Linked DNA regions of Homo sapiens: region 2 is linked to region 1. Evidence: chromatin contacts called from ENCODE Hi-C or POLR2A ChIA-PET data. All regions are on one chromosome and are shown on one strand. Each heading gives the region's core, a stretch centred on a gene start or an enhancer-like site at or near the end of the contact. The rest is flanking DNA. Distances are from core to core; before and after follow the strand shown.

Region 1 (5,099 bases), core at 1,749-4,248:
ATCAGTAACTGCTTATTGGTATGTGAAACAGCATGACATCCAAGTATGTCAAGTAGTGTGATACTGTCTGGAGTGCATTTAAAGGAATCAGAAGAGATGAGGCTCAACAAGTAGTAGGTAGGTAGGGGAATTTAGAGGAATGGGAAGAGACAAGGCTCAACAGGTTTAGGTGGCCATGTGAGTTGGCACATGTGGAACTTCAGGTAAGATATTTCTTAAATAGACTGAAGAAACTGACACAGAGAAAACTTAAGTATATAAGATAAAGTAGGTCAGTAATGCCTATTCTTAGTTCTAATTCCCCATCTTCTTCTAAATTGGTCCATGTATTTCATTTCACAATTACACATAAACCTCTACAATGGTCACTGATTATTTACATACTTAGAAACTTCTAAAATGAGGCCAGATCATGAAGAACCATGTATGCCAGGTTGAGAGTTCTTAATTTCATCCTTTAGGGTAGCGATGGGGGAGTTACTGGAAGATTTTAATGCAAAGAAAAGACAATCACATTTTGGTTTCAGAAGGATCTGAATTGGAGAGTCAGGGTATAAAAGACAGAGAATCAGCTAAGAAGTTACTAAAACAGTCTAGTATAACAGAGATCATAAAGGCTGGAACTAAGGCAACAGAAGTGGGGTTAGAGATGGGATGTGTTTGAGAGATAAAAGTAGATTAGGCTTGATGAGGGAAATAAGACAGAAGGAGAACTCAGAATCACAGCTTTCTGAGCGGAGCTTCTGGACATGTGGTGAGGCCATTAACGGATATAGGGAACAGTATGGATTAAAGATGTAGGATGCTGGGCAAGGGCAAGAGAAGTTCAGTATTGGCCATGGTGAGTTGGCATCTGTGGAACTTCAGGTAGAGATATTTCCTGAATAGACCAAGGAAACTGACACAGAAAACTTAAGCATATAAGACAACATAGGTCAGTAATGTCTACCCTTAGAACAATTCCCCATCTTCTTTTAAATTTCTCCATATATTTCAGTTCACAACCACACATAAACCTCTTCAATGATTACTGATTATTTACATAGTTAGAAATTCTACTATGTATACTTGGAAAAAAATAAAATATTTCTAACAGCAGCTTGTTTGTTAATAGGGTAAACATGTCAACAATTATTGTCACAAAAGTGGTCTGAAAGAACCTCTTTGGTAAAAGTAATAGTGTAATACTTTCCTGTTATGTACTTAGGAATGACTGGCATTTTCCCTAAGGATAAAATATTCAGCTGTTGATAGCTAGACCATGTTAGTGTTGACCTCAGATTGGGGTTTACCAATGCAGAGGCTCAGGCCAATCAGTAACTTATACAGTGGAACCCATAGACCAGTAGCAATGATGGCTGATAACATGTCTTGAGAATTTGGTAATTCCACTGCCCAGTGGACGTGGGGCAGCAAACTGGGCACCAAACCACAGATGGATTGCAGTACACTGAAGGAATTCATTATAGTTTTGTGAAATTGGAGGCTGGCTTGACAAAGATGAAGCCTGCTGGGATTAAAAACTTGTGTGTTCTTGGCAAGAGCATGTTGCTGCAGAATTTCACCAGCCATAGTGGGGAAAAAAGAGGGGTGAGGGGGCGTGGGGAAAATGGGAGACCACAAAATTCCTGATATGATACATAAAATGTTAAATATCTATCAGCTTTGCATCCTTTGAGAGTCACCAGATTGAAGCACAGTATTTTGGATTTGGCTGGCAGATGGTGTACACAGACTTTCTGAGAATGTTAGCATTTCATTTGAAACTAGCAAGATTACATGTGACTATCATGGTAACTTAGCACTCACATATTTTTCAACTTATCCCTAACCCTGGGTTGAATGTAGAGGCTCTAATAACATATAAAAGGCTTTGTTAATGTATGGTCTGGGTCTCATTGAATAGTATTTCAGGATGTAATACTTCTTTTAAAATGTCCACAGGGCAGTGTCAACGTCTTTCCATGGAAATCTGGCTCACCCAATAAGAGAAAAGAGGCCAAAGGTAAGAAAGACTAAACCAGGGGAGATGGCAGGCAGTGATGTCTGGACTGTTTGAATGGGACTTCTCCATTTACCGCCCCTCTCACTTCCTTCTATGGTCTGGACCTTTAATCACCACAGCAGTCAGCCATGTAGGGTCAAGCTAATCGCTGTTGACATCATCCTACTACTTCCCTTTTCAAATTCCAGTGAAGCTATGTGTTTCCTGTCCTATTCCACACCCTAGAGAATGAATACCGGCCAGCTAGTATCTAAATTTAGAATGGCAGCAACGTGTCGGGTTTTCGGAGTAGAGATAAACAAAACCAGGTGACATTTCCAAGCCTCTCAAGGAAAGGGGGGAAAAAACCTTTCTGGGGTAAGTAAATAAGGAGAGCTTCAATAGTTCCATGGTAGAGAGAGGCCTGCTGGAAGGTTCAGAAAATAGGCCGTTTGGAACCTTCTCCTTTAAGCCAGGAGGGCGGCTTTGGGAGGCGTCTTGAAATACATTCTTGACTCTGCTGGGAAAGCTCGGGGAGCCAGAGGCCTAATACCCCCCACTTCAGGGGAAGCTGTGAAGGCAGCTGCACCTCCTTTGTCAAGCTGTTGGTTTCAACCACAGACACGAGGACACACTTGAGGTGGGGGGATAAGGGGAGAAGCCTGCCGCCCCGCCCCACCCCCGCCAGCACACCGCCCTCGCCATTCCTCTCCCGCCCCGCCCCGCCCGGCGTCTGTGACCCCGCGGGCCGAGCCTCAGGCGACCTGTTGGCAGGGAGAGTCACGTGATGCGCCGGCTGTGCACTCCCCTCGGGCGGGCCTCCTGTTGCGCCCGCCTGGCGAGTTCCATCACGTAACGCGCGGGCGCCGCCCAGCTCTTCCCTCGCTGAGCGAGGGAGGGCGGGCGTCGAAGAGGAAAGGGAAGGGGAAAGGGGCGGGAGAAGGGAGGAGGGGCGGTGTCCGAGTCACGTGACCCGGGGCAGCCCGGAAAGCTCCGAGGAGGAGCCTGGCGCCGCCATTTTCCTGCAGCTGCCTGTTCCTCTTACCCTGCCCGGCTCCAGCTGACCCGGGAAGGGGTGGGCTGAACTGAGGCGGGGGCAAGGGAGTGCCCGACATCTTGTCCGACTCCGCGGGTGACACGAGCCGGTTCTCTCTGGACTGGTGGCAGCGCGCGGCCCCGAACCGCGCCCCAGGCCGGCAGGCGGGGAAGGAGCCGGTGGGGGTAGGGGGTGCGGTGGGGGGTGGGGACCCTCCGGCTCTTGGGGGTCCCAGTCCCCGCCGGCTGCTGAGCGGGTGGGGTGGTGGAGGAGCTGCAGAGATGTCCGGCCAGAGCCTGACGGACCGAATCACTGCCGCCCAGCACAGTGTCACCGGCTCTGCCGTATCCAAGACAGTATGCAAGGCCACGACCCACGAGATCATGGGGCCCAAGAAAAAGCACCTGGACTGTGAGTGAAGCCGACCGCGGCCCCCGCTCCCCGGCGCCCGCGCGACCCGCGCGCGTCCTTCTCTCTCTCTCTTGTCTTTCACCCTTCTACTGCCTCTTCCCTCCCTGCGTCTTCTCTGGCACGGCCGGTCCTGTGCCCGTTGAGCTGTGTTCTTTTGCTTCCATCACACCTGCCTTCACGGCCTCCGCTCCCCGTCTCAAAATCTGACAAGCCACTCCCCTCCCTATTCCTAGGGGACCCTCGTCTCCCTGCCCGGTGCGCTACCACACCCCATCATACCCAACCAACTTGCTTCCCCACCTGGCTTCTCACCCCCTACCCGTCTCCACTGCAGCCTTCTGCTCTTCCTTCCCACCCGTCCGGTGCCGCCTCGTCGCCCTCGTCTGAGCGTCTCCAAGCCCCATTGTTTCTTCATCAGCCTCCTTCGGGTTTCAGTAAACGCCTGGTTCCTTGCATCCAGATCCTTGTTATCCCTCCGGGCTGCCTCCCTGGAAGGGATCCCCCACTTCCTTTGCTCCACTAGCTGCTTCGCCCATCCCTTCCTGGCTTTCTGTTCCACCTTCCCTCCTGCTTTTGGGTTACCTTTTCATCGCCTCTATAGTAGCTTCAGTGTAGTTTCTTCGACTCATTTTAAATACCATACCCAGTTACCCGACTTTTATTTCAGATTACCTTCTTTGTGGGAGTGAAAGTAAAAGGATTCAATTTGGTGTAGGGAAAGCTTTCTGGAAAGTTGGGATTTTTATTTGCCTCTGGTGGAATTTAATCGTTGTGTTGTCCATACTTTTGACTGGGGTGAGTTTGTGACTGTCAGCTCTGCCCCCCAGCTTTTCACATGGGGATATGGAAAAAGGCATTTTGCTGATACTCTTATCAGTTCCTGGAACTGTTAATTCTGGCGGCTTGAATTCAGAAGCTTGAGTGTTAAGCGTAGACTGTTGGAATTCCAAATGGATTAATAAATTTACTTACAAATAACATACATCCCTTAAAAAAATTGGCAAAATGATGTTTGATGATGCTTGAGTTTGGATGTTTTAATTATGCCAGTTACCTTTTGAGGAACTAGCTTTAGCTTCTCTTACACGACATAGTATTCGTCCATTCGCTAACGTAGATACAATTAGTAGAGCTAACTCCTCGTAACTTTTTTCTAACCTGGAAGTCACCTGTAATACCCTCCTTTTTCTTTGCGCTCTTTTACCCCAGGGTACAAAGCTCATTGGATCACTCAAGCCAATGGAGCTTAGACCTGAAACTTTTCAGGGAAAAATAGGGCAATAGTCACGATAAGTAAGTTCCCTTTTTAAATGACTGGACACATTAGTCTGACTGACTTTCATCATACATGAAAGTTACTTTGTTTTACTGTTTGAAGCAAGAGTGAGCATGCCCTGAAAGATAATTCACTGTCTGGAAGCCTGTTTTGATTTCTCATTTGGACTTTGGCCGTAAAGTTTGCACTTTAAAAAAAATGTACGAAATGTAGATTCTTCCAAGTTACTGTGCTCATGAATGCTGTTAGAACAAGTTTTTGCTACACAGAAGCCTATTATTCTTTGTGATTGTTCCTCCACTGTGGAAAAAAGTTTTAAATAAAAAAGCATTAGTGCTTGATTCTTTCAGATATGCATGCAGGCTGCTTTTAAACTCTCAGTCCTTGCTTGT
Region 2 (5,099 bases), core at 682-3,181, 3.0 Mb after region 1:
GTTTGCAAGTATAGTAAGTTATTTTCATTCTGTAACTTTATAATAATAATATTGGCAAACTTTTTTTTAGTTGATGACCTGCCAAGCACTGTGTTAACATGTTATATCATTTAATTTTGGCAAAAATCACATGAGAAAACTGAATCTCTGAAAACTTAAGTAGCATGCCTAAGATCGTATGACTAGCTAAGAGGCAGATCCAGGACCAGAAATCAAGACTGTCTTACTGCAGAGTCTGTGCTGTGTGATTTTTCTGCTGGACAATTTGCAATTTTATGTGGAAGATGATTCATTTTTTCACCTTATAATCTTGAAAGCTGAGTCCTTTTTTACTTGATAAGTATTTATTGAGAGCCCATCACATGTCAGGCACCTTGAGAACTATAGAGGTGGTTGAAACACATCTTTATGATTAAGGCGTTCACCTAGCAGCATTATTCACCATAGCCAAAAGATGGAAGCAACCCAAGTGCCCATTGATGGTTGAATGGATAAACAAAATGTGGTATTTACATACAGTGGAATATTACTCAGCTTTAAAAAGGAAGGAAGTTGTGACACATGCCACCACGTGGATGACCTTGAAGACCTTATGCTAAGTGAAATAAAAGCCAGTCACAAAAAAACACATTTTGTATGATTTCAATTATATGAGATATTTAGAGTAGTCAGATACAAAGAAATATAAAGTAAAATGGTGGTTACCAGGAGCTGGGGGCAGGAGAGAAGTGGGAAGCTGTTTAGTGGGTGTAGAGTTTCAGTTTTAGAAGATGAAAAAGTTCTATAGATTGGCTGCACATCAATGTGAATATACTTCATGTTATTGAACTGTATACTTAGAAATTGTTAAGATGGTAAATTTTATGTTATGTATATCTAAAAAACCAAACAGATACACCTTATGTCTTAGTCCATTTGTGCTACTATAGCAAAATATCTGAGACTGAGTAATTTGTGAACAACAGAAATTTATTTCTTACAGTTCTGGAGGCTGGAAAAGTCCAAGATCCAGGCGCCAGCAGGCTTGGTGTCTGCTGAAGGATACTCTCTGCTTTTCTACTCTTGTGCCCTTTGGATGGTGCCTTGTTCCTGCATCCTCCAAAGGATGTGTGGTCACATGGTAGAAGGCACAGAAGGACAACTCACCCCTTCAAGCCCTTTTTGTAAGGTGCTAATCCCTTCATAAGCATGGAGCGCTCATGGCCTAATTACCTCCTAAAGTTCCCACCTCTAAATACAGATGCATTGGGGATTAAATTTCAACATGAATTTTGAAAAGGACACAAACCATTCAAATCATAGCACTCCTTTACTACTTGGTAGAAAGTGATCAGTGAGACAGGAAGGACTGAGAAGTAATAAGTGTTAGAAATGGCTTCCAAGACAGGGTAGATCTGGCTGCGCAGCAGAAGATGGATAAAATTTGTGTGTCAATGAGGAAGGTGAGAAGGGCAACTCAGGGGAAGGGAACAGTGAGCAAAGTTATAGACATGCTTTAAAGTCCAGTCCTTGCAAGGAACAGATCTCCAAGTTCATGGTTCTATAATTGTGGGTGTCCCAGCCATCTTTGCTGTGGTCAGAGACCTGAAAGCAAAGTCTAAACCAGGTTCATGAAGTTGTGGTGTGCTGGACAGGTACTCATTCATGATTCATTCAGTAAACATTTACATAGTGCCAGGTGCTATGCTAGGCACTTTATGTATGGTGGCAGATTTAATAACCCTAACAACTTTGGAGCTATTAATAGCTCCAATTAACAGATGCAGATGCAGATGCAGAAATTGTGACTCAGAGAGAGGAAGTAACCTGTCCAAAATCACATGACGGGTAGGTGGCAGGAGCAAGACTTTTCCTATAGAGCCCATGCTGTGTCCACTAAGCCACACGCTTCTTCTTGCAGGTGAGTGCCAGGTGATGTCTGCTTTTGAACTACAGTCAAAATGGCACCTGGCCGCCACCACTTGCCATCTTCTTGCTGCTTCTGAGGATACCTTACATTTCTGAGGCTCAGCTTTCTTTTCGTTTTTCTTTTTTGTTTTTGAGACAAGGTCTTGTTCTGTTGCCCAGGCTGGAGTGCAGTGGCATGATCACGACTCACTGCAGCCTTAACCTCCCATGCTCAATCAGTCTGCCCACCTCAGCCTCCTGAGTAGCTGGGGCTACAGGTGCACACCCCCACATCTGGCTGATTTTTGTATTTTTTTTTTTCGTAGACACAGGGTCTCATTCTATTGCCCAGGCTGGTCTCAAACTCTTGGGCTCAAGTGATCCTTCCTCCTTGGCCTCTCCAGTAACTAGGACTACAGAGGTGTGCCACCATGCGTGGCCTCAACTTTCTTTTTTGTTGTTGTTGTTAATGTTGTTTTTCCTAGCCACCTAGATGACCAGGGACAGGCTCAGCTTTCTTGTCTGTGAAATGAAGGCCTGTATTAGACCAGGTTATTTCTAAAGTTTCTCCCAGATCTAAAAACCTAATTTATTCATTCATCAAACACAAGTTTTATATCTATTATATGCCAGATACTGTGCTCATGGGTAGTAGCAATCAAGATTTGACAGCACACTGTTTTTGACTATAAGGAGATTGTAGGCTAAAGAAAGAGACGTAAAAGAGATGATTATCATACAGTATGGTCATAATGCTGGCAGTGTACATAGAGATAACTACTGGAGCATAGAGGAGGGGCACCTGACCCTGTCTAGGATGAGAGGATGTTAAGAGGAAATGACTCCAGGAAGATAATGAAGAAGACCACAAGAACCTCATCCTTCCTGTTGTCCCTATGGTCATAAGCATGTTATTTATTTATTTATTTACAGAGTCTCCCTCTGTCTGTCACCCAGGCTGGAGTGTAGTGGAATAGTCTCAGCTCACTGCAACCTCTGCCTCCCAGGTTCAAGCGTTTCTCCTGCCTCAGCCTCCTGAGTAGCTGGGATTACAGGCATATGCTATCACTCCTGGTTACTTTTTGTATTTTTAGTAGAGACGGGGTTTCGTCATGTTGGCCATGCTGATCTCAGGCTCCTGACCTCAAGTGATCCACTCACCTTGGCCTCCCAAAGTGCTGGGATTACAGGCATGAACCATAACACTTGGCCACTTATTTATTAAAGTCATTAAAACTTTGGCAAACTTTTTATTTTAAGTCTTATGGAAAATTTAGTCATATATGACAGTTAAGTTCCCAGCAATTTGTCAAATATCTATAAGGTTTAGAATCTCTTCCAGATTAGAGAAAGATTATAAGGTTAAAAAGGGACCTGTGGGTTAGATTTTTTTTTTTTTGAAGGCATTTAGGAAGCATAGAGCAGATTAGTAAGAGACTCAAGGGTCCAGAGTTATTGGAGATGCTCACAACTAAAGTCACAGATGGTTATGCTTCAAAAAAGCAAGTGAAATTGCCAAGACACTGGGTAATATATGTGATTTTCTCAAAATTACTAAGTACCGCTGAGTTACTAAGGATTAGAATTACTAAATATACAATTTCAATACTAAGAAATTGAAGTGGAGGTTGAGGGGCAAAAGTTAGGCACTAACCATTAATTGAGCAGCTGTGCTCTGCCCTTTGCATTTATAATTTTATTTGATCCTCCCCACAATCCTGTAATGTAGGTGTTCTTATCCTGGCTTTATAAGTACAAAAACTGAGGCTCAAAGAGGTTGTGACTTGCTTAAGGTCACAGCTGGAAGGAGACTAAACAGTGGTTTAAGGCTCCTTCCTCTACTTCATGCTCCTTCAAAACACTAGAGTTTCTATTTCTGGAGGAACCACCCAGGGTGCAGGGCATAGACGCCTCCCTTCCATCTATGGAGCCCAGGGGATTCATGATAGTTAGGGGAGGCCAGCTCTTCAACTTTTCTAACACACTGAAGGACAGCTCCAGTTCCCTGTGTCTTCTCTCTGAGGTGGTAGATCACCAAGTCACAGGGAAAGTTTTTTTACTAAAACATTAATATATTAATATTGCCTTGCACCTCACTGTCTCTTTTCCCAGTCAATGTATGAGTGTTTGATCTTGGCAATTTGTCTTTTAGAAGTGGCTCATAAAAATCATCTGAGAGAATGCTGATTGAGGTCAGCTAGGTTTGTAGTGGATCCCTTCTCCCTCCCCAACAAAGGAAAACTTCAGCTCATTTGCTCCAGATTCTATCTTTGCAGTTCTGAGAGACCTTGTCAACTGGTTCTTAGAGGCCTTGAACTATAAGATTAAGACAGGATCACATGGAAGGCTCAGCACTTCTAATCTGCTGCCTCAGGCTCCTTCTTCTCTCGTGTTCCCCTGTGGGCACAGTGTCTTGTCAGGGAATGTTTTCCCAGCTGGCTTTGGAGGCAGGCCAGACATCTCTCTCAGGCCCTTTAGCCCTTGCTGTTAAGTTCCCACACATGGCTGCATGCAACATGGAAAACTAGCTTCCAACATGGGTTGATGAATTATGGCAGTGGGGAAAAGTCTCCTCTAGCCAGGCCATTTCTCTTCCCTGGTATTCCATAGTTTGGGCTATAGCGAAATGGATAGAGGATCCGAGGTCAGGAGATCAGAGCTTAAGTCTTGGCTCAAGTCACAAATCCTGGGGCTGTGAGCACTTGATCTGTTTGAGCCTGTTTTTATTGCTGAAAAGGAAGGACTGATGACAATCCCAGCTTCATGCTGCTGTTCTGAGTCACGTAACTCAATATATAGTATAAATGGGCTTTATAACAAGCCTGTAGCGTGTTTTACAGATGCCAGAGCTTGTTCTTAAAGACCAAATTTGGCTCAAAGAGAAATGTTTCTGGAAATTGAGCAGGAGGCCTGCTCTGTCATCACTGGTCTCCAGTTCCTGGCAAACCTGATTATTGCTCAAGGAGGCATTTGTGGCATCATTCTCCTGTTTATTTTTGTAATCTCATTTATAGTATTGTAAATGCTACCAGAAGCTTTGGTGATTGTTGAATATTTATCTTTGAAAACTCTAGCCAGGGTTGTACACTCATACCCAGAACTATTTACCCCAGAGTAATTATTTGAATTCTTAGAGCTATGTGTGATTCATTTTCCAATAGATTCTGGGACAGCAGAGCTGGCTATGTATGATAAATAAGGTGTATCTCACT

Evidence for each region. A loop is a pair of places that touch in the nucleus more often than their neighbours do. ChIA-PET counts read pairs that join two places held with the same protein, here RNA polymerase II (POLR2A). Pooled maps may share reads with other maps.
Region 2: a pooled map shows a loop between it and region 1 (2.8-fold over the local background). The contact joins the enhancer-like site here to the promoter of PICALM in region 1. A Hi-C loop is called at or near these places in 1 of 168 maps with a recorded cell type or tissue (GM12878), 3 of 37 single-sample maps with no recorded cell type and 5 of 50 pooled maps. POLR2A ChIA-PET finds 5 or more read pairs at or near these places in 1 of 52 experiments (OCI-LY7).

What each region holds. Positions count from the first base shown.
Region 1 is chr11:86,066,983-86,072,081 of GRCh38, reverse strand. PICALM (phosphatidylinositol binding clathrin assembly protein) reads left to right here and starts at 2,998. Exons shown (of 20, transcript NM_007166.4): 1 at 2,998-3,431. The coding sequence starts at 3,302. It overlaps LOC124902731 (a long non-coding RNA gene), which reads right to left and starts at 2,158. Exons shown (of 2, transcript XR_007062823.1): 1 at 385-2,158. RefSeq lists silencers at 2,484-2,753, 2,904-3,073, 3,214-3,263, 3,334-3,383 and enhancers at 2,009-3,208, 2,948-3,649, 3,650-4,352.
Region 2 is chr11:83,051,808-83,056,906 of GRCh38, reverse strand. All of the region lies in intron 1 of RAB30 (RAB30, member RAS oncogene family), which reads left to right. Among named protein-coding and RNA genes, the nearest start is that of SNORA70E, 13 kb to the right of the region's middle. RefSeq lists an enhancer at 1,871-2,030. Within about 2 kb of position 1,931, at least 4 of the 41 ENCODE cell types and tissues checked have a DNase peak (open chromatin) inside an H3K27ac peak, as active enhancers do; they include OCI-LY7, where a contact is called at or near this core.